Linked DNA regions of Homo sapiens: region 1 is linked to region 2. The links are chromatin loops, found by intact Hi-C in ENCODE. Cell type or tissue: psoas muscle. All regions are shown on one strand. Links, peaks and the distances in the headings refer to the core of each region. The heading gives the core; the rest is flanking DNA. Region 1 overlaps SLC16A10 (solute carrier family 16 member 10). Region 2 overlaps SLC16A10 (solute carrier family 16 member 10).

The links. A loop is a pair of places that touch in the nucleus more often than their neighbours do. Peaks named below come from ENCODE experiments on the same cell type or tissue, not always from the same donor. Only the 100,000 strongest peaks of a DNase experiment are listed, where the experiment ranks them.
Region 1: it touches region 2 in a loop (5-fold over the local background); 2 of 110 quality-filtered maps call a loop at or near these places.

What each region holds. Positions count from the first base shown.
Region 1 is chr6:111,149,358-111,161,772 of GRCh38, forward strand. All of the region lies in intron 1 of SLC16A10 (solute carrier family 16 member 10), which reads left to right. Among named protein-coding and RNA genes, the nearest start is that of SNORD166, 42 kb to the left of the region's middle. In psoas muscle, for the core only: no CTCF peak of the experiment used is centred there; a DNase peak (open chromatin) is centred at 5,924.
Region 2 is chr6:111,096,237-111,108,651 of GRCh38, forward strand. The region is part of intron 1 of SLC16A10 (solute carrier family 16 member 10); the gene reads left to right. Among named protein-coding and RNA genes, the nearest start is that of SNORD166, 11 kb to the right of the region's middle. RefSeq lists an enhancer at 10,669-11,868. In psoas muscle, for the core only: a CTCF peak has its summit at 9,696; a DNase peak (open chromatin) is centred at 9,505; H3K4me3 peaks cover 434 bases; H3K27ac peaks cover 2,051 bases.

The sequences.
Region 1 (12,415 bases), core at 1,874-9,873, 53 kb after region 2:
ATGCCACTGTCATGACTCTCCTATTCCTGGTAGTGTCATTCTCAGTGTAGGCTGTTTGATAGGTAGTTTTGTGAAGTCTTGTTCATCATAATGGATCATATGATTTTTAAAAGCAGGACCTGGGTCATATGCCCAGATTAATTTCAACAAAGTTGGTATGTTTTCTTCCTAAAATTAATTTTTTATGATTATCAAAGTTTTATATGCATACAGTATAAAATATCAGATTTCTATAAGGCTTATAATAAAGAGTAGCATTCCTCTGCCCTATTCCCCTCTCATACTGGGCACCTTACTCCAAAATCAACTGCTTTCAGCTCTTTTAGCCATTTCTTATGGTTATCTTCATATTTCAAAACAGCATGCTTATATGGTTGTATTTTGAATTTTCAAACTTAGATTTTTATCTACAGACTTCCTTATGGAAGATAAATATTTAACTCTTTTTGTGCTACTCCTTTTCTCATCTCTTAATGTAGGCTATGTTAAAATTTTTGGTTAAATCAATTAAAAGCCAGTATAGTATAGTGGCTTAAGAGTGAGGGTGCTCACCTCAAATTCCAGCCTCACCACCCATTACTTTGTGTGACTTTGAGCAAGCTTTAAAACGTCAGTGTCTCAGTTTTGTCAACTGAGTAGATACCTCATAGAATTGCTGTTGATATTAAGTGACTTAATCCTATGGGCTGAATTTGTCTCCCAAAGTTCATTTGTTGGAAACTTAATCCCCAGTGCATGTGTTAAGAAGTGGGACCTTTCAGAGTTGAATAGGCTATGAGGGCTCTGCCTTCATGAATGGATTAATGCCGTTGTTGCAGTAGTGGGTTCCTTATAAAAGGAAGTGTTTGACCCCCTTTCCTTGCCACCTCATGCATGTGATGGCCTTAGCCATGTTATAATGCAGTAGTAACGCCCTTACCAGACACTGGCTCCTTGATCTTGGACTTCTCAGCCTCCAGAACTGTAAGAAATAAAAGTTTTTTCTTTATAAATTACCCAGTCTCTGGTATTCTGTTATGGCAGCAAAAAACAGACTGAGACACTTAATATATATGAAGCATCTAGACTGTCTGGCACATTGTACATTTTAAATCCCAGATATCGATATCATCAATATCATCATCATCATCATCTGTGGCTGTATAATACCTCCCTCTGCATTTAAAGGATGAGGGCTGGTGTAGCAGTTATTAATATAAGTGAGCTAGTTGGCTATAAACCTCTCCTATAGGCTTTGCCATAAACTTGTGTCATGGATAATCAGAGAATTTGGACCTCCTAATGACAGGCCACTGACAAGAAAAGCCCAGAGGGAGCTGATTGAGCATGCTCAGTTCTTTCTACCAAAGGCCTCAATCAGACAGATTCTCTTTCCCAGGAGTAGACACTGAGGGGGTGGAAACAGGCTCTGAGTTGACTCCACTGAGAAGTCCCTGAATGGATAGCAGCCAGGGAATTAAGGAGTTTCCCTGTGGCAAGTCTCTACTCGTACAATATTAGGACAGCTGTTTTTTTAATTTGTTCTGTGGGTGCATATTTTTGATCTCCACAACATAACTACTTACTCACTGTGTTGCTTTTTGAAATTTATAACATCTAAATTTGCAAATGTGAGGTATGCTCTCAGGAAAATTATATATCTGTTAAAATTCTTTGCTCCTTTTAGGACACTTCCATCCATCAGGTGACCTCTAGTAGCGTACATACTCAGCAACAATTAAAGGTAGTTTCTGGCTTGTTTTTCCCAAACAATAATTTGTTCAAAATACAGAAATTTGGAAAGTACCCCATGATGAGAAACTTTTGAAAGAGAATTTAATGTACAGTAACTATTTTTTTCCTCTGAGGAATAATTTTGGGAAAAGAAATTTGCTTTATATTCAGGCATATTGAGTAAGTTGCCTTCATTTTCAAACAAATTCATCACCTCTCCTTTCCCCATTCCCCAAACTTGTTCATTTTCTTCATTCTTAAACTCTGCATCTGTCTTCCCCTCACTTTACCACGTAGCTAAATCTCTTAAGAGCCAACCTATTGCCACTCCCTTCATCTTTTTTAATCTAATGGATCATAAGTCCTGTTGATTTCATCACTCACATCTCTCAAATCGGTCTCCTTGGATATCTTGCTACTTCTGATTTCAGACAATTGTCATTTGTCACTTGCAGCAGCCTTCCAGCTGCCTTCCTCCCAATCTCCCCTATGAGCATTCTGTTCTTCAAACTGTTGCCAAAGAGGAATTTCTAAAATACCGTTTGATCATGTAATTCCAGGTTTTAAAAACCTAATGTTGACTCTCTGACATTTAAAGAATAAAGTCCGTATTTCTTGGGATGACTGACATGGCTTTGCTGTGATTCTGGCTACATCCTTAGAGAATCACTTGCAGATATTAATTTTGCATATGCTATTCCCTTTACATGGAATGTTCCTGCCTCCTCTTTCCCCCATCCTTTGCCTGATGAACGCCTATTCATCCTCCATGTCACTTTGGGTGTTACCCTGAGGAAACAGTGGTTATTTTTTCCCTGCCCATCTGGGCTGGATACCCCTCCTAAGTTGTCCCACAACACACAGTACACACCTTGGTCGATTATCACACTGTTTGTTGTTCTGCCGTTGTTTGTGTCTCTTGAATATGAGTTTCTTGAGATTAGGGACCTGAGATCCCCAGTGCCCAGCAGAGCAGGACCTGTTTCCACCCCCTCAGTAACTACTCCTGGGGAAGAGAACCTACAAATAAATGTGTATTGCATGAATAAAGCTATATATCCCCTTCCTGTTCATACTTATCCATTTAATTTCTGAACTCTAAATGCTGTATTTTTCTCCATTAAATTTGGTTTTATTGGTTTCAGTTTCCTCTTTATATGGATTTTGAGTCCTAATTTTGTCAACCAGCATATCAACAGTTCTTTCTAGCTTTTGTCCCCCGGTAGAATGGCAGCTCCATGAAGACAGGGATTAGTGTCTGTTTTGTTCACTGCTGTTTTCTCAGCATCTAGAATAGTGCTGGCACATATAGATACTCACAAAGTATTTGTTGAATGAATGAAGGTGTTGCATACAAATTTGATAAATAAAACTTAGGTTTTCTTTCAAATATTAATCCTTAGCTCCATTCTGTTCAATATTTTTATTAGAGATAACCTTTAAAAATCTTCCTTGTCACATAAGAGTTAATTCCATGAATCTTACAGAACAAGGCTATACTGAGAAATTCAAGGAACACCTTAATGAATCAGGGTTATTTCATTGTGAGAGAGTATAGAAATGGTTGATAGTATGCTGTAAGTAATTTTACTTTACGTGTAAGTACTTTTCTCTGGCTTTCCAGAACATGCTGTTGGAGTAAGAGAGGAATGCCTTATTGTGGACCGAGGGGATAGATTTGGATACAGCCTTCTTTGAGGAAGGTAGAGAGGTCAACTATTACATATCCAGCAGTAACTTCCCTTTCAAAGACTAAGTGTTCTCATTCAATCATTTGATACTTTTTGTGCATCTACTACAATTTGAAGAATAGAAGAGGGAAATGCATGTGTAAGGCATGGTGGCAACATTTAAGAAACCCAGATTTGGGGATACAAGGTGTGTGTGTGCACATGCATGTGTGTGCAATTTAAATGCACAGGGTAAAGAACTTTGAGTCAGTGACAATGAGTGGCAATGGTGGTAATTAAGTGCTGGGGAAGATCAAGGGAGAGAGAGGGTGCTGAGAGCCAATAGGGTGGAACATGTTTGAAAGAGCTGGGTTCTGAAGTATTCCTCCATAGAAGGGCATTTTAAATAGCTTTTTTGCGTCCTTATTCTGTTAAGCATTATTAAATTGTTCTCCCATCTTTAAAAGGTTCCCTAGCTTAGGTGCACTGGCAAGAAATTATAAAAGCAGCATGACCAGGCGTGGTGGCTCATGCCTGTAATCGCAGCACTTTGGGAGGCCAAGGCGGGAGGATTTCTTGAGTTCAGGAGTTTGAGACCAGCCTGGGCAACATGGTGAAACCCTGCCTCTACAAAAAATACAAAAATTAGCTGGGAGCAGTGGCACGTGCCTCTAGCCCCAGCTACTCAGGAGGCTAAGGTGGGAGGTTGGCTTGAGCCTGGGAGGTGAAGGTTGCAGTAAACTGAGATTGTGCCACTACACACAGCCTGGGCAACAGAGCGAGACCCTGTCTCAAAAAAAAAAAATTAAATTAAAACAATAAAAGCAGTGTGGTTGCTTATAAGGAGTGATGGAGTGGACAGAGGAGGTTTTTGGGCTAGTCAGGTAAGGCTGGGGTATGAATCTAGAAGTTTCCATTTAAATAGCAGGGAGCCCTTAGGCAAATCACTTAACTTCTGAGCTTTGCCTGTTTCACCTGAGGTTGCTTCAAAGATTGAATGAAACCGTATATATAAAGTGCTCCTAAACATCATCTGCCATGTGGCAGGTTCTCAAGAAATGTTAGTTTCCCTTTCTCCTTACAAAGATAAGATGCTTGCTTTGAGTATATTTTTAGGCTTCCTGATCATTATTGGTTATGATTTTAAATCTTGGTCCAGCCACCACCCATATGGTTTCTGCAGTTAACAAAAGAGGCAAAGGTTCACTACTGGGGGAAAAGAGGTGTACAGAAATGGGTGTAGAGAAAGTAGATGTTTGAAGGGGATCTAATTAGGAAAGTATTTTTCCTGGTGGTCCAGAATTTAAAATTATAGAGTCTTATGAGAAAATGATAATATTCAGGTTAAGAACAGTTTATTATTTCCTCTCTATATTGGAGAATATTTTCATTATCTTATATAAGAACCTTGTAAAAATTTTTCTTCTTAACTAGCTTCCCACTATAGGCCATTAATCCTGTTATTATTTCAAAGATTAAACAACTATAGTAATAACAGGATTATATGTGCATTAATTTATATTACTTCATTCCGCAAAGGATTTGAGGTAGTTTTTAGAAGCATAAAACACTGCACAAATAAAATAGTAGGATAGGAGTAGAAAATAAAATTTCAGCAACCATGAAAAATATGACATAGTATATGTTGTTAAGACTGGGGGAATGTAAACACATCACCAGTCAGGGCCTATATAGTTGTTACAGTCCCATAGCAAATTTGACTCTAAGCTTCTGGCAAACAACATGAAAAGGGAAGCATGATGGATGTGGTTAAATAAGACACAATTTACTTGTTACTTTACTCAAGGAAGCAAGTATTTTTTGCCCCTTTGTTTCTTATAGGAGATGCTGGGTAATGAAGTAATGTTGGCATTGGCCTTATAGTGGAGGTAATAATGGATTTTATCAGGCAGTTTCTTTAAGCATCTCTTGATGAAAGATGAGGCTATGACATCAAGAGACAATTCTGAGGCCGGGAGCAGTGGCTCACACCTATAATCCCAGCACTTTGGGAAGCTGAGGCGGGCAGATCACTTGAGGTCAGGAGTTCGAGACCAGCCTGGCCAACATGGAAACCTCGTCTCTACTGAAAATACAAAAATCAGAAACCCTGTCTTTACTAAAAATACAAAAATTAGCTGGGCGTGGTGGCAGTGCCTGCAATCTCAGCTACTTGGGAGGCTGAGGCAGGAGAATTGCTTGAACCCAGTAGGTGGAGGTTGCAGTGAACTGAAATCACACCACTGCACTCCAGCTTGGGTGACAGAACAAGACTCCATCTCAAAAAAAAAAAAAAAAAAAAAAGACAATTCTGAAAGTGGTGAGTCGTTCTACCAGGGGCCAGGATGATCTCATCTGGGTTATGGATTCTAGGTCTGGCCTCATCTAAGGTGACACACAGAGGGTACACCGCACAATCTTCCTATCTTCTTTAAATATCACTGCTTTCAACAGGACTTTTTTTTTTTTTTTTTGAAACAGGATCTTGCCCTGCCCTGTCACCCAGGTTGGAGGGCAGTGGCATGATCATGGCTCACTGCAGCCTTGACCTCCCAGCTCAGCCTTCTGAGTAGCTGGGACAACAGGTGCATGCCACCGTGACTGGCTAATTTTAAAAAGTTGTTTCGTTTTTTTTTTTCTGTAGAGACAGGGTCTCCCTAGATTGTCCAGGCTGGTCTCAAACTCCTGGCCTCAAGCAGCTCTCCAGTCTTTGCCTCTCAAAGTGTTGGGATTACAGACGTAAGCCACCACGCCTGGCCCAAAAAACATAATAATGTGGTTATTCGAAGAAGTGATTTCCTCTCAAAACATAAATTCATTTCTTCTTTTACTCTTGTAACTTTCTGAGGTGAAAAGTAGGAAGTTCCCAGATTTTTCATTGCTGTAAAGAAAGATTATAGACAAGCAAGGAAGGAGTTAGAATAACCTGTGTGATAATGAATTAGAAGAGTTGGAGGTGTATGTAAGTATGCTCAGCATGAATTTATGTTTAGCTTAATGTAGATACAGATGGTTACATGTGGAAAGTATTTATAGCTATGCATAGATAGGTTGGTATATGTACATGTATTTTCTACCTCCTTTGGCTAAGAGGGCGCAGAAGCCATGACATCCCTGTTGCAACAAAAACACCTAGCACCATTTATCTTGGTTTGTAATACTATTCTCCAGTAAAAACAACCAGGGCTCCTTGCAGAAAGGGCTGATGATAATATATAAGATTAGCCTGGAGCATCTTATATATCAGAAAGCAAGGGAGTACTCAAAAACTAAAAACAATAAACTGCTCCCCAATAATGGGAGTATGTCAAAGGGTCACAGGAGCCATGTGAAAGAGTTTGCAATAGCCAACAAAATGAAGAAGTATTTGAATTTAAATCAGAGTATAAAATAAATATCTACGAGTCCATAATGATATAAACAAGTGATTGAATAAATAAATAAATGTGGGAGACTAGACAAATCCCCCATGCAGAAGAATTCCAAGTAATTTATGTAGGTAAATACTTCACTGTCAAAGAGGCAGAGCATAATTAATTCCCCACTCCTGTAAGTGTGGGCTGCTTAGTGACTTCCTTCCAGGAGTGCAGTATAAATAGGGAAAAGAAGACAACTTCACAGTGGAGGAATCTGGCAAACTCTGTCCCACCCAGATGATCAAGGTTTACATCAAAAGCACTAAGCCATGTTGATACTGCACTGTGTTTCCTTGATATAATGGGATGAAATGGCACTTTGTGTAGTCGTGCTTCCAAAAAACCTCATAGCCCTAGACTAATCATGGGAAGAACACCAGACAAATCCTAATTGAGGGACATGCTACTTAATTCCTGAAAAGTACTCCTCAATGCTGTCAAGGTCATCTGAAACAAGAAAAGTCTGGCAAACTGTCACAGTCAAGAGGAGACTAAGGAGATATGACGACTAAATATAATGTGGTATCTTGTATGGGATCTTGGAATAGAAAAAGGATATTAGTTAAAACTGAGGAAATCTGAGTAAAATATAGATGTTTGTTACTAATAATGTATCAATAGTAGTTCATTAATTGTGACAAATGTAACATACTATCGTAAGATGTTAATAATAGAGGAAACTGGATGTGAGGTATATGGGCACTCCCTGTACTGTTCACAATTGTTATGTAAATCTGAAACTATTCTAAAATGAAAGTGTATTTTATTTTATTTTATTTTGAGACGGAGTCTTGTTCTGTTGCCCAGGCTGTAGTGCAGTGGTGAAATCTCGGCTCACTGCAACCTCCACCTCCTGGTCTCAAGCGATTCTCCTGCCTCAGCCTCCTAAGTAGCTGGGATTACAGGCACGCGCCACCACACCCAGCTAATTTTTATATTTTTAGTAGAGATGGGGTTTCACCATGTTGGCCAAGCTGGTCTTGAACTCCTGACCTCAGGTGATCCACCTGCCTCGGCCTCCCAAAGTGCTGAGATTACAGGCGTGAGCCACCGCGCCCAGACAAAAGTTTATTTTTTAAAAGGTAGGAAAGTTTCACATTTTGATCGTACTATTGAGATAAAACTTGGTTGTTGTTGTTGTTTTTGAGATGGAGTCTTGTACTGTCACCTGGACTGGAGTGCAATGGCATGATCTTGGCTCACTGCTACCTCCACTTCCCGGGTTCAAGCGATTCTCCTGCCTCAGCCTCCTGAGTAGCTGGGACTACAGGCACCTGCCACTACGCCCAGCTAATTTTTTGTATTTTTAGTAGAGATGGGTTTCATTATGTTGGCCAGACTGGTCTCTAACTCCTGACCTCGTGATCCGCCTACCTTGGCCTCCCGAAGTGCTGGGATTACAGGCATGAGCCACCGTGCCTGGCCAAACTTGGTGTTTTCATCTGAGAATGAGGTTTCCAAGAATTGAAGATACAAGTTAGCTAAATAGTATCAGTGAAACCACAGAGTATAACTTCAGACCACTTGTGGTTTTAAGGCAGATCTATGCCACAGAGAAGTATTTGAATTTAAATCAAAGTATAAAATAAATATCTATGAGTCCATAATGATATAAACAAGTGATTGAATAAATACATAAATGTGGGAGACTAGACAAATCTCCCATGCAGAAGAATTCCAAATAGTTTATGTAGGTAAATATTTCAGAGTATCAGTACTATGATCCTTCTTACAATGCTATATCCGACTAAAAAAAAAAAAAAGAAAAAAAGAAAAAGAACTGTGATCCTAGTTGCGAATGTTGACTTATAGCCAGAAAAGATGACTTTCTTATTTGAAAGCATCATGAAATGCTATCAGCATGCAGAAATGAGAGGGCATAACAGAGAGCTATTCTATCGTATTTTTATTTAATGTTTTAAAAGAGCTATTAATAATATAATGTGAAGAGAAGTTTTAATTTCAGAGGAATGGGATGTTTGGTTTTAAGATTATTTTTGCAAAATGTAGTCTGTCATTTTTAAAGTGAACTTTATAATGAAAAGAGTTTGAAATTATTTCCCTATTATTAATATTTATTTATTTTTATTACTTTTCTGCCATGACAATTACAGTGCACATTTTCCCTATTTTTAGCTTTTTTCTGGTAAAGTGATTTTACCTCCTGTAGATCGTCAGTCCCCAGACTTTCTGGCACTAGGGACTGGTTTCATGGAGGACAATTTTTTGACAAATTGGAGGGGGAATGATTTCAGGATAAAACTGTTCTATCTCAGATCATCAGGCATTAGATTCTTACAAGGAATGTGCAACCTAGATCCCCTGCATGCACAGTTCACAATAGGGTTTGTGCTCCTATGAGAATCTAATGCTGTGCTGATCCGACAGGAGGTGGAGCTCAGGTGGTAATGCTCGCTCACCTACCACTCACCTCCTGCTGTGTGGCCTGGTTCCTAACAGGCTCGGGGGCTGGGGACCCCTGCTGTAAATAACCTTTCGAAGATCTGAAAATTAACTTTAGTATTTTTTTGTATTTACTCGATATTTTAAACAAACAAAAATCTAGAGAATGACATAACAAATGTATTTTCTGCGTATCCACTACTCTTTACTCAGATCCTAACATTCTCAGTTTTGAAAAGATGTAGGCTGGTCACAGTGGCTCATGCCTGTAATGTCAACACTTTAGGAGGCCAAGGAGGACAGATCACGTGAATCCAGGAGTTAGAGACCAGCCTGAGCTATAAGGCAAAACCCTGTCTCTACAAAAATTAGCCAGGTGTGGTGGCCTGCACCTGTAGTTCTAGCTACTCGGGAGCCTGAGGTGGGAGGGTCAATTGACCAGAGGCTATAGTGAGCTGTGATCCTGCCACTACACTCCAGTCTAGGTGGCAAAGCAAGACCCTGACTCAAAAAAAAAAAAAAAAAAAAAAAAAAAAAGATGTAAACATTACAGGCCCAGCTGTGGTCCCGTGTACACTTCTCCATTCCTAATCCCCTTCATGCACACTTTCCCACAGGTAATCACTATCCCACATTTGCTTTAATTATTCCCATCATGTTTTATGCTATGACTACAAATGTGTGAATCTATATTCCACTGTATGTTAATACCAACATTTTTTCATTTATTTTACCGCTGATGGGCAATTTAGGTTATTTCCAGATTTTTACTATTACAGATGCTTCTGTGAACATCCTTACTCATTTCTCCTTGTGCACATGTGCAAAATTTCTCTGGAGTACATACCTGGGAGTGGAATTACTAGAATGTGGTGCATGTACATGTTGTTGTATTTATCAGTAGTTCACTCTTATTTATTGCTGTGTATTCCATTACATAGATATACCATAATTTGTTTATCTAATCACTTATTTATAGACATTTGGGTTCTTTCTGTTTTTTTGACTATTAGAAATAAAGCAGCTATAAACATTTGTATATAAGTTTTTGTATAGGCATATGCTTTGGTTTCTCTTAGGCTCAGGGGCTGGGAACCCCCTAGGAATGGAGGAATAGCTGGGTCATATGGTAGGTTTATGTTTAACTTTTTAAGAAATTCCTGAACTGCTTTCCAAAGTGTTTGTACTATTTTATATTCCCAGTAGCAGTATGTGAAAGTTCTTGTTGCTCTACATCCTCACCAACACTTGGTATGATTAGTCATTTTTAGATATCCTGTGATGTGTGTGGTTTTTCATTGTTTTAATTGACAGTTCCCTGATGACTAATGATATTGGGTGTCATAGGCATATTTTCCATTTATATATCTTTTTTGTAAAGTTCAAATTTTTTGCCCATTTTTAAAATTGAGTTGCTTGGTTTTTATTGAGTTCTGAGAATTTTGTATGTAATTTATATACAAGTTCTTACTAGATATGTAATTTGCAAATCTTCTCTCTCAGTTTGTGGCTTGTCTTTTTATTCTCTTAGCAGTGTCTTTCAAAGAGAAGTTCTTAGTTTTGATGAAGTTTAGTTTATCAACATTTTCTTGTACTGATTTCTTGTATGGGCATTTAGGTTTTTCATGTTATATCTAAGAAATCTTTGCCTAAACCAAGATCACAAAGATTTTCTCCGGTATTTTCTTCTTTTGTTTGAGACAGAGTCTCACTCTGTTGCCCAGGCTGGAGTGCAGTAGTGCAGTCTCAGCTCACTGCAACCTCCACCTCCTGGGTTCAAGCGATTCTTGTGCTTCAGCCTCCTGAATAGCTGGTATTACAGGCATGTGCCACCATGCTCAGCTAATTTTTGTATTTTTTTAAGTAGAGACAGGGTTTCACCATGTTGGGAAGGCTGGTCTTCAATTCCTAACCTCAGGTGATCTGCCCAACTCAGCCTCCCAAAGTGCTGGTGACACAGGATTTTGCTCAGCTACTTTGCCAACCAGGGACTCACTCGGCCATGGGCCAAGGCACCCCGCTCACTTGGTCCACCTGTGCTATAGCTTCTACTGACGTTCAGCGGTTCCCGAGCTCTTGTCATGCATCTAAAAAGAAGGAGGATATGCTGACAATTTGAAGTGTAAGGATGGGTGGAGAAGAATTTTACTGAGTTATGGAACAACTCTCAGCATTAAGGGGACACGGGGTGCTCCCTCACCCCCACAGTCAGGTGGTTTTTCTCTCTCTCTCTCTGTGTCTGGGTCTGGGGCTTTTTATGGACTCAGAATGGGGAGTGTGTACAGATTGGTTTGTGAGTATGCAATAAAAGTTAAAGTGAAGACAATATTCAAAGGTGGGCGCGATAGTGTAGAAAACCAATTAGGAAAGGGTAGGTATGTAGCCTGGCATGGTGGCTCGTGCCTGTAATCCCAGCACTTTGGGATGCCAAGGCAGGTGGATCACCTGAGATCAGGAGTTTGAAACAAGCCTGACCAACATGGTGAAACCCCGTCTCTACTAAAAATACAAAAATTAGCAGGGTGTGGTGGCACACACCTGTAGTCCCAACTACTTGGTAGACTGAGGCAGAAGAATTGCTGGAACCTGGGAGGCAGAGGTTGCAGTGAGCCAAGATTGCACCATGGCACTTCTGCCTGGCTGACATAGCGAGACAGTGTCTCAAAAAAAAAAAAAAAAAAAAAAAAGAAAGGGTAGGTATGTGTAAAATAGGTGGAGGGTGGGGATCAATCAGAGGAAAGCATGCCAAATGGGAAGACAGGTTCTCAATCCAGTCCATGGATTTGCCTGGGACTTGTAGCTAGGCTTTAAAGTGTCTTCAGCTTGAAGGTCAGGTTTCACCAGGGACCCGTTCCTACACCCCTATCTGCCTAGGCATTTGTCTGCCTCTTGCTGCTATCAGTTCTCCCCTCTGAAGAGGTACATCTAACTGCCATTAGAATAGGGATGATGACTGATACTAACTGCTTCCTGCTGACAGGGGTGCGGGGTGCTGTTTTGGGAAAATGGCAGTCAGATCTCCCTCAGAGGCCTATCTAAGGGTCCCCAGTAAAAGGGAGCCATCGTCTGAGGCTCCAGTTTCATGACTGGAGTTTAATGGCCTGAAAATGAGAAGACAACCAGATTATTAGAAGGCATGTATCAAAACAAAATAAGGGGGTAAGGACAGCTCAAAAATCCTGAGGCTGCCAACATGCCCAGATAACAGGTGGC
Region 2 (12,415 bases), core at 1,975-9,974:
ATGCTGTGATGTCATTTTTGGAAAAGAATTCCAGAGTTATCACCGCCTAGCTAGAAATCTGGTCTTATATTCAAATTAAACAAGCAAACCTTAACAAAAACAAGCTAAACCCTAAACATAACATGAACAGTCAGCTCACCACAGTTCTGAGCACCTGCCTTGGCCTGGTGCCACCCACGCAGGGACTGTGGATGTTTTTATTGGCAGAGATTCAGAACAGGAAACTCCAGCACACCTGGGAACTGCGCAGACCCACCACATAAGACAGATAGCCTATCAGTGGCTGGAGGAATGGAGGAAAGCAGTGCTTTCAAATGTACATGCCAAATGTGTATGATCATACCTCTTTGTTAAAGTGCCTTCTTTAACAGCAAAAGTAATTCCTCACCTTGCATATAGGAACTAAAAAAAAGTCGATGAAGAAATGGCTTGCCTTATTTTCAAGTAAGAAGTCTTTTTTCATTTCACTAATTTTTAATTATGGGCATAAGTATGAAATACAGATTAGAAATACTGAATGTGGACCAAAGCAATGTTTCCTTTGTGGACCAAAGCAGTGAATCTTTTTTCTTTCTTTCTTTCTTTTCTTTTTTTTGTTAAGAGACAGGGTCTTGCTCTCTTGCTCAGACTGGAGTGCAGTCAGTGATGTGATGGCTCACCATAACCTCAACCTCTTGGGCTCAAGGGATCCTCCTGCCCCAACCTCCTGAACAGCTGGGATTACAGGCACATACCACCACACCTGGCTAATTTTTAAAAATTTTTTTGTGGGGGAGGGTCTCTCTATATTGCCCAAGCTGGTTTCAAATGCCTGAGCTCAAGTGATCCTCCAACCTCAGGCTCCCAGAGTGTTGGGATTACAGGTTTGAGCCACTGTGCCTGGCCCCAAAACAGTGTTTGTAACTCCCTTTGTCCCCTCTTGATAAACATAAAAGTCTCATGGTACTTCAGAATTTTGTTGCACACATCCAAGTGTAGTTTGCCTTTCCTTGTGAGTGGCAGAAGACAATGTCATACTCTGTATTTATCCATCAGCCAAAATTTTGTCAAGCTTTACTTTTATTTTTTAAATTTTTATTTGTATTTTTTTTTGGAGACAGAGTCTTGCTCTGTCGCCCAGGCTGGAGTGCAGTGGCGTGATCTCGGCTCACTGCAACCTCCGATGCCTGGGTTCAAGCGATTTTCGTGTCCCAGCCTCCAGAGCAGCTGGGACTACAGGCACGCACCACCATGCCTGGCTAATTTTTTTGTATTTTTAGTAGAGGTAGGGTTTCGCCATGTTGGTCAGGCTGGTCTCGAACTCCTAATCTCAGGTGACCCACCCGCCTCAGTCTCCCAAAGTGCTGGGATTACAGGCATGAGCCACCATGCCCGGCCAAGCTTTACTTTTAGTTATGTTGTGGATATAATTAGAATTATTTTCTTGTTCTTTAAATACAGAATTATAATATTGAATGTGTGCTTTAAAAAAATTAGTAAATGTACCCCTCTAGAACTTCTGATCTATGCCTCTTAGTGAGTGAGGGGAGCTGTGCCGCTTTCCTCCTCCAGTGCCTCCACTTAAGAATCACTCACTAAGGAGTTTTAAATTCAATTAAAGGTATCCTTTAGATAGTTAAGTCTAAATGAAAGGTCAATGATTAAATTAATGGATAAAAGTCCATTGCACCTACGGAAAGGTGCATTGGTCTACAGTTCAGCTAGTACCTATTTTTTGCTAAAGATTAAATTGCAGCTGGGCGGGGTGGCTCATACCTGTAATCCCAGCACTTTGAAAACCTGATGGAGGCCGGGTGCCGTGGCTCATGCCTGTAAATCTTAGCACTTTGGGAGGCCGAGGTGGGCGGATCACTTGAGGTCCGGAGTTAGAGACCAGCCTGACCAACATGGAGAAACCCTGTCTCTACTAAAAATACTAAATTAGCCGGGCATGGTGGCGCATGCCTGTAATCTCAGCTACTGGGGAAGCTGAGGTAGGAGAATCGCTTGAACCCGCGAGTTGGAGGTTGCAATGAGCCAAGATCATGCCATTGTACTCCAGCCTGGGCAACAAGAGTGAAACTCAGTCTCAAAAAAAAAGAAAACCCTAGGTGGAAGGATCGCTTGAGTCCAGGAGTTCAAGAACAGCCTGGGCAACATAGTGAGACCCCATCTCTACTTTTAATTAAAATAAAATTAACATTAAAAAGTGTAGTAAAATTTTTAAAAAGAGTAAATTGTATCAGCAGTGTTCTGCCTGTGTTCAGAAAGCCAAAATTTATATTTGTGTTTCATTTAGATTGGATCCAAGACCAATTTTGAGATGTGTTTTAATATTACAAAAATAGAAAACTACCTGTTCATTAAATGGTGATATTTATTGACTTTTCTGTGTAGATAAGTATTAATGCCAAGTCAAGTAGGTTAGTCTGGAGACTGTTTTTATTAATAAAAACCTTTTCATCTTAATTATCCTTTTTATTAGTTTTGACTTTATGTTGCAACTTCAAAGCAGCATCTCAAAGGGTTCACATTTGTCAGTGGTTGTTTAAACAACGACATTCCACAAAGTTAATTGATGTTTTAGTGTGAATGGGGCAGGAAGTTGTCATTGTTGTCCTGTAGTAACGTAGCACTCAAACTTTGACAGGAGGACCCCAGCCATGTAGTTATTGACTGTAAGTACACTTCCCTTAAGAGTAAGTTGTTTTTTAGGAATAAATGATAAATGTATGGAGTTTTAGTTGTAGGTGTTATGTTTTGTCTCCTTCTTCTCAGAGAAAAATGTTACTGTGGAATAGGCTTAAACTGAAAAAAGGATCTGATTTTTAATAAGATCAGATTCTTTGGCCATATTTTGATATTGGTTCAAAACAAATGTTTAATATCAGATGCACAATGTTAAGAGCTCTATAATGTAGTGGTAACACCTGAGCCTCAGCCAGTGACTACACATTAAGTTCTTGTTCATTTTTTGCAGGGGCAGGGGAGCTGGTGAGGCATAAAGAAGGGTCAGAGGAGATAATAGACTTATATTTGTATTTTTATGCATAATTATATAGGAAACATTAAATCCAGAGTTGATAAATAATTTGTATGTATGTATTTATTTATTTTTGAGACTGGGTCCTGCTCTGCTGCCCAGGCTGAAGCGTAGGGGTATGAACACAGCTCACTGCAGCCTTGACCTGGGCTCAAGCGATTTTCTTGCCTCAGCCTCCCGAGTAGCTGGGACCACAGGCATGTGCCACTACACCTGGCTAATTTTTAAAGTTTTTTTGTAGAGATGGGGTCTCACCACGTTGCCCAGGTTGGTCTTGAACTCCTGGGCTCAAGCAATCCTCCTGCCTTGGCCTCCCAGAGTGTTGGGATTATAGATGTGAGCCACCATGTTCAGCTGATAAATAATTTCTAATCTAAAAATCCTATTTTGTATGGAGAGGGGAGGGCAAATAGGCTATTTTTTCCACATTTTGTTGCTGGCCAGAATCTCAGAGGGTTTTTACCTGCATTAAAAATGATTAAGGCTGGGCAGAATGGCTCATGCCTGTAATCCCATCACTTTGGGAGGCTGAGGCAGATGAATTGCTTGAGCCCAGAAGTTCTAGAGCAGCCTGGGCAACATGGTGAAACCCCATCTCTACGAAAAATGCAAAAATTAGCTGGACGTGGTGGCAGGCACCTGTAGTCCCAGCTACTCAAAAGGCTGAGGTGGGAGGATCACCTAGCTCTAGAGGTCAAGGGTGCAATGAGCCAAGATTGCTCCACTGCCCGCCAGCCTGGGCAGCAGAGCAAGACCCTGTCTCAAAAAAAAAAAAAAAAAAGGTTATTTTTTTTCAGCATAGACAAAGCAGGGGAAGGAAAAGATTATGTTTCAAATGTTCATTTAAACTACTACATTTAAAGTAATACTTCCTAATGATTTAAACTTTAGATTAGTCTATTTATGGGTCACCTGGAAGATTCTTTATAAAACATGAGAGTTTATTACTTCTTTCAATACACGGGTGTCTGTAAATGATGCTCAATAGATCTGAAGCCTGAACTTTCTGAAGAAATGTTGTGAAATTATCTATGGATGTCTACTTGAATTTAAATAAAAATAAATTGTAATACATTTGGTTTTATTGGTTTTGAATTTGTAATTATTTGGGGATTTGGATTTGGTTTATCTACAGTTGTCTTTTTTTTTGAGGTGGAGTCTCGCTTTGTCACCAGGCTGGAGTGCAGTGGTGCGATCTCGGCTCACTGCAATCTCTGCCTCCCGTGTACAAGCGATTCTCCTGCTTCAGCTTCCTGAGTAGCTAGGATTACAGGCATGCACCTCCATCCCCAGCTAATTTTTGTATTTTTAGTAGAGATGGGGTTTCACCATGTTAGCCAGGATGATCTCGATATCTTGACTTCGTGATCCGCCTCGGCCTACCAAAGTGCTGTGATTACAGGTGTGAGCCACCGTGCCCGGCCTACAGTTGTCTTTTTTTACTCACTCCCACAGATGAATCATTATAAGGAGGTTAGCTTTCCTTAAAGAATACACTCTCCTTAAGCGGTTTTATCAACAAAGCCAGGGAATGCCAAACTTTAACACTTTTACCTAAATTTATAACTGATGCATGTATGCATATATACATACATACATACATGTATATGTTGTTATATATGTATGGGTATCATCAGTATAGTCTATCAGTATAGTAATTGTTTATCTGAAACTTGGGGTTCTCTCTCGCTCTTTCTCTCCCTCTCTCTCTCTCTCTCTCTCTCTCTCTCTCTCTATATATATATATATATATATATATAAATATATGTATATATATTTTTTCTTTTTTTGAGACAGGATCTCATTCTGTCACCCAGGCTGGAGTGCAGTGGTGGGATCATGGCTCACTGCAGCCTCGACCTCCTGGGCTCAAGTGATCCTCCCACCTCAACCTCCCAAGTAGTTAGGACTACAGGGGCATGCCGCTACACGTAACTAATTTTTGTATTTTTTTGTAGAGACAGGGTTTTGCCTTGTTGCCCAGGCTGGTCCTGAAATCCTTGGCTCAAGCAATCTGTCCACCTCAGCCTCTGAAAGTGCTGGCATTACAGGTCTGAGCCACTGCGCCCAGCCTAGATTTTTTTGAATTGTAAAAAAGTAACCTGCTCCCTACTGAAGTAAATAGAGTTAAAAAAAGTAATCTGGTACAGACACCTGTATTTTCTGACACCCCTAGAAGAGTCCCAGGTACCCTATAATCAAATACATTAACATTTCTGCAGCAAAATGTATGGATAAGTGAGTTAAATAGAGACCATGAGTAGCTTCAGGTCAGTTCAGATCAAGTTTTGCTTCTAATTAAATGTTGATATTCTCTTACAAAAACTTTGGGTTTGGGTTTTCAGATTTGCAAATAAATAATTATAAATTATTATTTTTTTTGAGACAGAGTCTTGCTGTGTTGCTCAGGCTGGAGTGCCATGGCACGATCACGGCTCACTGCAACCTCAACCTCAGGCTGAAGCCATCCTCCCACTTCAGCCTCCCAAGTAGCTGGGACTACAGGAGTGTGCCAACATGTCCAGCTCATTTTTGTATTCTTAGTAGAGACAGGGTTTCGCCGTGTTGGCCAGGCTGGTCTCAAACTCCTGGTCTCAAGTGATCCGCCTGCCTTGGCCTTCCAAAGTGTTGAGATTATAGGTGTCAGCCACTGGGCCTGGCAGAATTATACATTTATATGTCAATATTTGCTTTTGTTTTCTGTTTTTCAGTAAACGTTTTTTAAGGTACATTTTTCTGTATCTCATAAGGCACCTGCTTAATTGTTTCAGTAAGTGTGATGTTCTACCATATTGGTCTACCCTAGGTTACTCAACCAGGCCTCCTTTGTTTAGTGAGTAGCAGGCAGTGTTGTACAACATATGTAGCATATCTGTATATGTCGTCGAACAAATTGTTTTTTTCCCCTCTCTTGGATTGCTTCCTTGGGTGTACGTCCAGAAGTGAGATTACTGGTTCAAAGGGTATGAACAACTTTATAACACCTGTTACACATTGCCAGATTATTCTTTAGAAAACTTGAATCAGTTTATTGTGCCACCAGTGATGTGCTGGCTTCCTGAAAACCCTACCAATGTTTGGTTTTATTTTTATTAGTATTTGCTAATTTGATAAGTACTAATGATATTTTTTAAAAGTAGTTTAAAATCATATTTCAGTGCTTATAAGTCTGTGTTCCCAGTTTTTGAGCCCTTTAGAAGCTGCAAATGACCTGGCAATTATATATAATATTTGAAAATACAAGAGGACATATGCCAGTGAATATATTAGAGTAAAACTTCATTCCCATAGGTAATGAAGGAATGCTTGAGATTATCTTAGGCCTTAGATTCTCACCTGACACATCTTGGCAGGTAGACCATGTCCTTGTTTCCTCTGCTGTCTTAGCCCAGGTGTTGATCAAGGTCTGTCTTAGGGCGGGGGATAGGAATGGAAATAAACCATGTAGAGACTTGGGCATGAGGACTTTGTGATTCTTCCAGGTGACATCTCATCCTTCAGAGGATCAAGTCTGCAAGAGTAGCCATATCTTAATCTCTTTCAGTGCTATCACCTTGCATCAACCTCTGGACTCGAGCTAATTCCGTTGAAAATATTTTATTAATTAATTTTGGGGTATGTTAAAAATTTTGTTTGCATGTATTTATTTAGTTATTTTTATGAGACAGGGTCTCGCTCTGTCACCCATGCTGGAGTACATACGGTTGCACGCTCATGGCTCACTGCAGCCTTGACTTCCCAGGCTCAAGTGATCCTCCCACCTCAGCCTCCTGAGTAGCTGGGACTACAAGTGCATGTCACCACATTTGGCTAATTTTCATATTTTTTGTAGAGACGGGGTTTCGCCACATTGCCCAGGCTGGTCTCAAACTCCTGGACTCAAGGGATCTGCCTGCCTCAGCCTCCCGAAGTGCTGAGATTATAGGTGTGAACCACCGGGCCCGGCTCCCCATTTAATTTTGTTGTTGTTGTTTTTTAGATGGAGTTTCACTCTTGTCGCCCAAGCTGGAATGCAATGGCACGATCTTGGCTTACGGCCACTTCCACCTCCTGGGTTCAAGCGATTCTCCTGTCTCAGCCTCCCGAGTAGCTGGGATTACAGACACACGCCACTATACCTGGCTAATTTTTGTATTTTTAGTAGAAATGGGGTTTCACCATGTTGGTCAGGTGGGTCTCAAACTATTGACCTCAGGTGATCCACCTGCCTCGGCCTCCCAAAGTGCTGGGATTATAGATGTGAGCCACCATGTCCAGCCACCCATTTAATTTTTTGAGCACAAAATATGTACTGAGAGCCACGCAAGAAACAAATTCGACTTATTCCATGCTCTTGAGAGGTCATGAGGGGAAACAAAATGATACATAAGTAACTCTGAGAGAATATGCTGCACATGCTAAATCCTGTGCAAGTAAGATATAGGATTTTAGAGGAAGGGAGAATGACTTCTGATTGAGCTGACTAGAGAAGGCTTCAGTTTTTGAGTTAGGTGTTACGAGATTGGGAGACTTTTCTCAGCATATCTAACAGAAGAGGGTATCCGAGGTGAGAGTGTAAGGCCTGGGCAAGGGTTGGGAGGCAGTTCTAATACTGAATGTTCTGACTGTGGTTTACTATGTATTTCAGGTTATTTTGTTTAATCTATCCAGTAATCCTTTCATGTAACAATTATGATGTGTGTGTTTTAGGTGGGGCTACTAAGGCTAGTAAGTAGTGAGGCTGGATTTAAACTTAAGTCTCCAGCTTCGTGGCCCAGGTTCTTTATACTTGACTCCACACTGGGCTTATTAAGTGAATGACAAGGAGTTTGATTTGTCGAGGGCCGAGGATATGTAGTGAAAGGTCATAGACTATAAGGCTGGCAAAGAATGGTGGAGCTGGGGAACGGAAGATCTAAATGCCAAGGTAAGCTTGGACATTATTTAATAGAGGCAATGGGGAGATACTGAGGATTTCTGAAGAGGGTTTCTAAGTAGTGCTTTAAAAAGATCTCTGGGTTGCAGAGGCAAGAAATAGGAGGAACACCAATTACAAAGCCCCGACCGAAAGCCGAGTGAGATTTGAGGGTCAGCCATGGAAATGGGAATGAAGGGACAGATGTGAGACATTTCAAAGGATAGACTGCAGGAATTCTGGCAAAGAATGGGTTGGACAGTGATGAAGAACACAGAAACAGCATTGATGCCTACATCTGGAGCCTGTGTCTTAATAATTTTTGATCAGGGAGACCTACAATACATTTTGTATTGTGCCCCACAAAATCATGTCGACAGCCCTAGATGATGTCATGGACAGGTATGGGGCATGAGGAGAAAGAGTTGCCAGGGAAAGGCTGGCTCACATTTTAGACATGTGGAGCGTTAAGGGTCAGCAAGACATCAAGGGCGATGTCAGGCAGGTAACTGGAAATGCAAACTGGTAGTCTCAGAGTGACGCTGAGTCCAGTGGTGGGGCTTTGGAAAGAACATGTATCTCTAAGAGGAACATGACATAATGGAAACCCAGAAATCCTGTCTTGAGCGGACTCAGGGGCTGCTTCTAGGTAATTTAGTTCATTTCTACTGAAATCATTATATTTAAAAGTATGGCCGCACTGAGATGGCCACTGTAGCTGCTGCCACCTCTTAGCTTTGGTCTTAAAAAAAAAAAAAAGTAATAGAACTTCCTTAAAATGTCTTTCTAGCCTTTGGATTTCTCTAATTCAGATTTGCGTCTTCCCAAGGGTCAAAATTATATTTTTACTATCCCTGTCTTAGGTATTTCCAAAACTTCGTCTTAAGACTTAGTCATTTTTTTCCTTCAATTTGACATGACTGCTAAAGACTTTTGGCATGTTCCTCCTCCTTTCATTTGTGATGTAATTAAGTTGGTCTGTAAGTCTTATTTTTAAGATGTTCTAGACCAAGAGACTGTGAGAATAGCTTACAGTCATTTCAACTAATTTATGTATTTTAAATTTAAAGTATTGACAGTGGTGAAAACCTGTTCAACAAGCAGATGATGTTATCTTATATATTCACAGAGTTTAGTAACTGAGCCAACTACTTCATTCACAGTTCAAAATGAAAACAGCTAATTCTTTTAAGTAAGTATAGATTCTACTCTTTAAAAGAGTTATCTAGGAGAGCTACTATAATACTATTATAGAATAAGTGAAATTAAGTTATCTGACTGGGACTGGGGTGGAATATTGCACAGTTTATTGAGAAATATGGACTGTTTTTGCACATTCATAATGGACATTTGAGGTTTGTTAGGGGAGGAGGTGTCATCTTTATGGCACTTTCTGGCTGGGAAGGGAGTCAGTCCTAATTGAGATAATAACTAGCCACCTGGCCACACACAAGTGTGTTTTGCCTTAGTTACCTGTCACACACTGAGCAGTGAGACTCAAGAGAGTGTCAAAGTACTTTTCAATGCATAAAGCACTACAGATCTGTCCACACTGTTGTGAGTGAGCAGGTTGGCACGGTGCCTGTGTGCGGGCGTGTGTGTTGACTCACGTGCTGTCCTGTGATCTCTCAGGACTCAGGTCCTGAATTGCTCTGTTGTGACTGAAGCCCAGCTGAAGGTGCTGGAAGTGCAGTGACCCTGGAGGAAGAACCAGTAACAGCAGAGGGTGGATGAAAGGGAATTGATAGTTGTGTAAGAATAGATATCTGCCGTTTTTTGTAAGCCAAGACACCTTTACCCTTCCAGTAATTGTTTCATCTTTTAATATCATTTGGCTTCATTTACAGAATCTGTATTAAAGCAAAAGTCAGCATGTAAGGTGGTATTTTGACCACATTTGTCTGCTGTTGTGCCTTCTGGGTGAACTGAAGTACTGGCTTACTGACTAGTAAATATGTTTTCTGACAATTATAGGGAAGGGAAGAAAAGGAAAGTCCAATTAAAGCATTTTTCTCCTCAGAGTTTGAAAAATAGAATTCATGCAATCTTTTAAATTCCATGCCAACACATCAGACAAGAAGAGACTTGATAGTAGTAAAGGTTGGGAATCAAAAGAACAATGTAAGTTTTTGATATTGACTTCAAAACATGGTGTTCTATAATTTAGTGTTCATTTGTTACGTGTATGGTATTATAATTAATTTTGTATATGTGGTAGTTATTTTTTGTACTTTGATTAGGAAACAAATATTGAGCCACTTCAAGAGGCAGACTATTTTGGAAAAAAAAGTCTGGTAAAAGTAATGCTTAATCTAATTAATCTGTCTTCATCCTCTTAATTCATCAAGATGACTTTGGGTGTCTGGTGGCAACTGAGAATGGGTTATGGAAGAACGTCAAGGCAATGTAATCCCTATTATTTACGGTTACTTGAGAGGATAAATTAATCAGCGGTCACTAATCTTTGGATAATCACTCTATTGAGCTGGAACTATCCTTAGTATTTTGGAAAGCAAGTCAGTGAGTTAGAACTGTCAAAACTGATCAGCTTTTCTAAGCTTAATGATAAGTGAATAGAAACTAGTTGCCTTCAACCCTTTCCTCCCTGCATTGCAGCATGATCATTCTGTAACTCTGGAAATGGTTTATGGAACAACAGTGAAAATACATTGATACACTGTCTTGTGGTAGATTTTCAGATAGGCTTTAGACAAAGTTCAGAGCCTTTCCTCTAGCTGGGGATTAACAAAGCTGCCTTCATAGTTAAATGTTTGCACCCTGTGTATGCATTTTCAGTTACTAGAATTAGGTAAGTTAGTGTTATAAAATTGGTTTGAGTGTGGATTGTTTAGGAAGTGAGTCTTTTGGTGGCAGCAATTCTGTTATGCATTAAATAGATACATATTTTGAACTAGTCGACATTGTTTCAGTCTGTATTTATTAGATGCTGGGGTGGGTATGGGAATAAAGAAACGTATGAGGGGTCTTGGAAAAGTTCATGGAAAAAATGTACACTATGAAAAAAAACTGTGCATGGATTTCAAAATATTTTTGAACCAAAATCAACTTGTACTAACTTGTTACAACATGTCTGAACTTGTTACAACATGTCTGAACAGTTCGAGACATTAAGAAATGATATCGCACCAGTTTTTAAAAAGCGCCTATCAGGGTAACATGAATTCTGCTAAAATTGAAGCAAGAACAAACATCAAATTTATGGTGGTGCTTGGGTAGAAGGATGGTGAAATCATTGATGCTTTACAAAAAGTTTATGGGGACAATACTCTAAAGGAACCAGCAGTTTACAAATGGCTAACATCCTTTAAGAAGGGACGAGATGATGTTGAAGAGGAAGCCCACAGCAGTAGACCATCCGTGTCAATTTTCAAGGAAAAAATTAATCTTGTTCATGCTGTAATTGAAGAGGGAACTTTACATGAAATTTTAAACAAGTGGGATTGAGATCCTGTGGCATATGTCTGAAGGATTGTAATAGGAGAGGAAACATGGCTTTACCAGTATGATGCTGAAGACAAAGCACAACCAAAGCAATGGCTACCAAGAGGTGGAAGTGATCTAGTTAAAGCAAAAGCAGACTAGTCAAGAGCAAAGGTCATGATAAGAGACTTTTGGGATGCTCAAGGTATTTTGCTTGTTGACTTTCTGGGGAGCCAAAGAATGATAATATTTGCTTATTGTGTGTGTTTTGAGAAAATTAGCCAAAGTTTTAGCAAAACAAACAAATACCCAGGGAAGCTTTACCAGAGAGTCCTTCTCCACCAGGACAATGTTCCCGGTCATCCTCTCATCAAAAAAGGGCAATTTTGCAAGAGTTTTGATGGGAAATTATTAGGCATTCACTTACAGTCTTTTTTTTTTTTTTAGTTGGAGTCTTACTTTGTCTCCCAGGCTGGAGTGCAGTGGTGCAATCTTGGCTCACTGCAACCTCCACCTGCCAGGTTCAAGCAATTCTCCTGCCTCAGCCTCCCAAGTAGCTGGGATTACAGGCGTGATCCACCATGTCCAGCTATTTTTTGTATTTTTAGTAGAGATGGGGTTTCACCATGTTGACCAGGCTGGTCTTGAATTCCTGACCTCAGGTGATTCACCTGTCTCGGCCTTCCAAAGTGCTGGGATTACAGGCATGAGCCACTGTGCCTGGCCTATCTTACAGTCTTGATTTGGCTTTATCTGACTTCTTTTTCTTTCCTAATCTTAAAAAATATTTAAAGGGCACCTATTTTTCTTCAGTTAATAATGTAAAAAGGACTGCATTGACATGATTAAATTCCTGGGACCCTCAATTCTTTAGAGATGGACTAATGGCTGGTATCAACTCACAAAAGTATCTTGAACTTGATGGAGCTTATGTTGAGAAATGAAGTGTATATTTTCATTATCTTTTAATTTCATTCTTTAGTGAATTTTTTGAGGTCCCCTTGTATACATTTTAATCCTAAGGGAATAAAGAAAGGAGGAAGTCCTAGCCCTGTGCT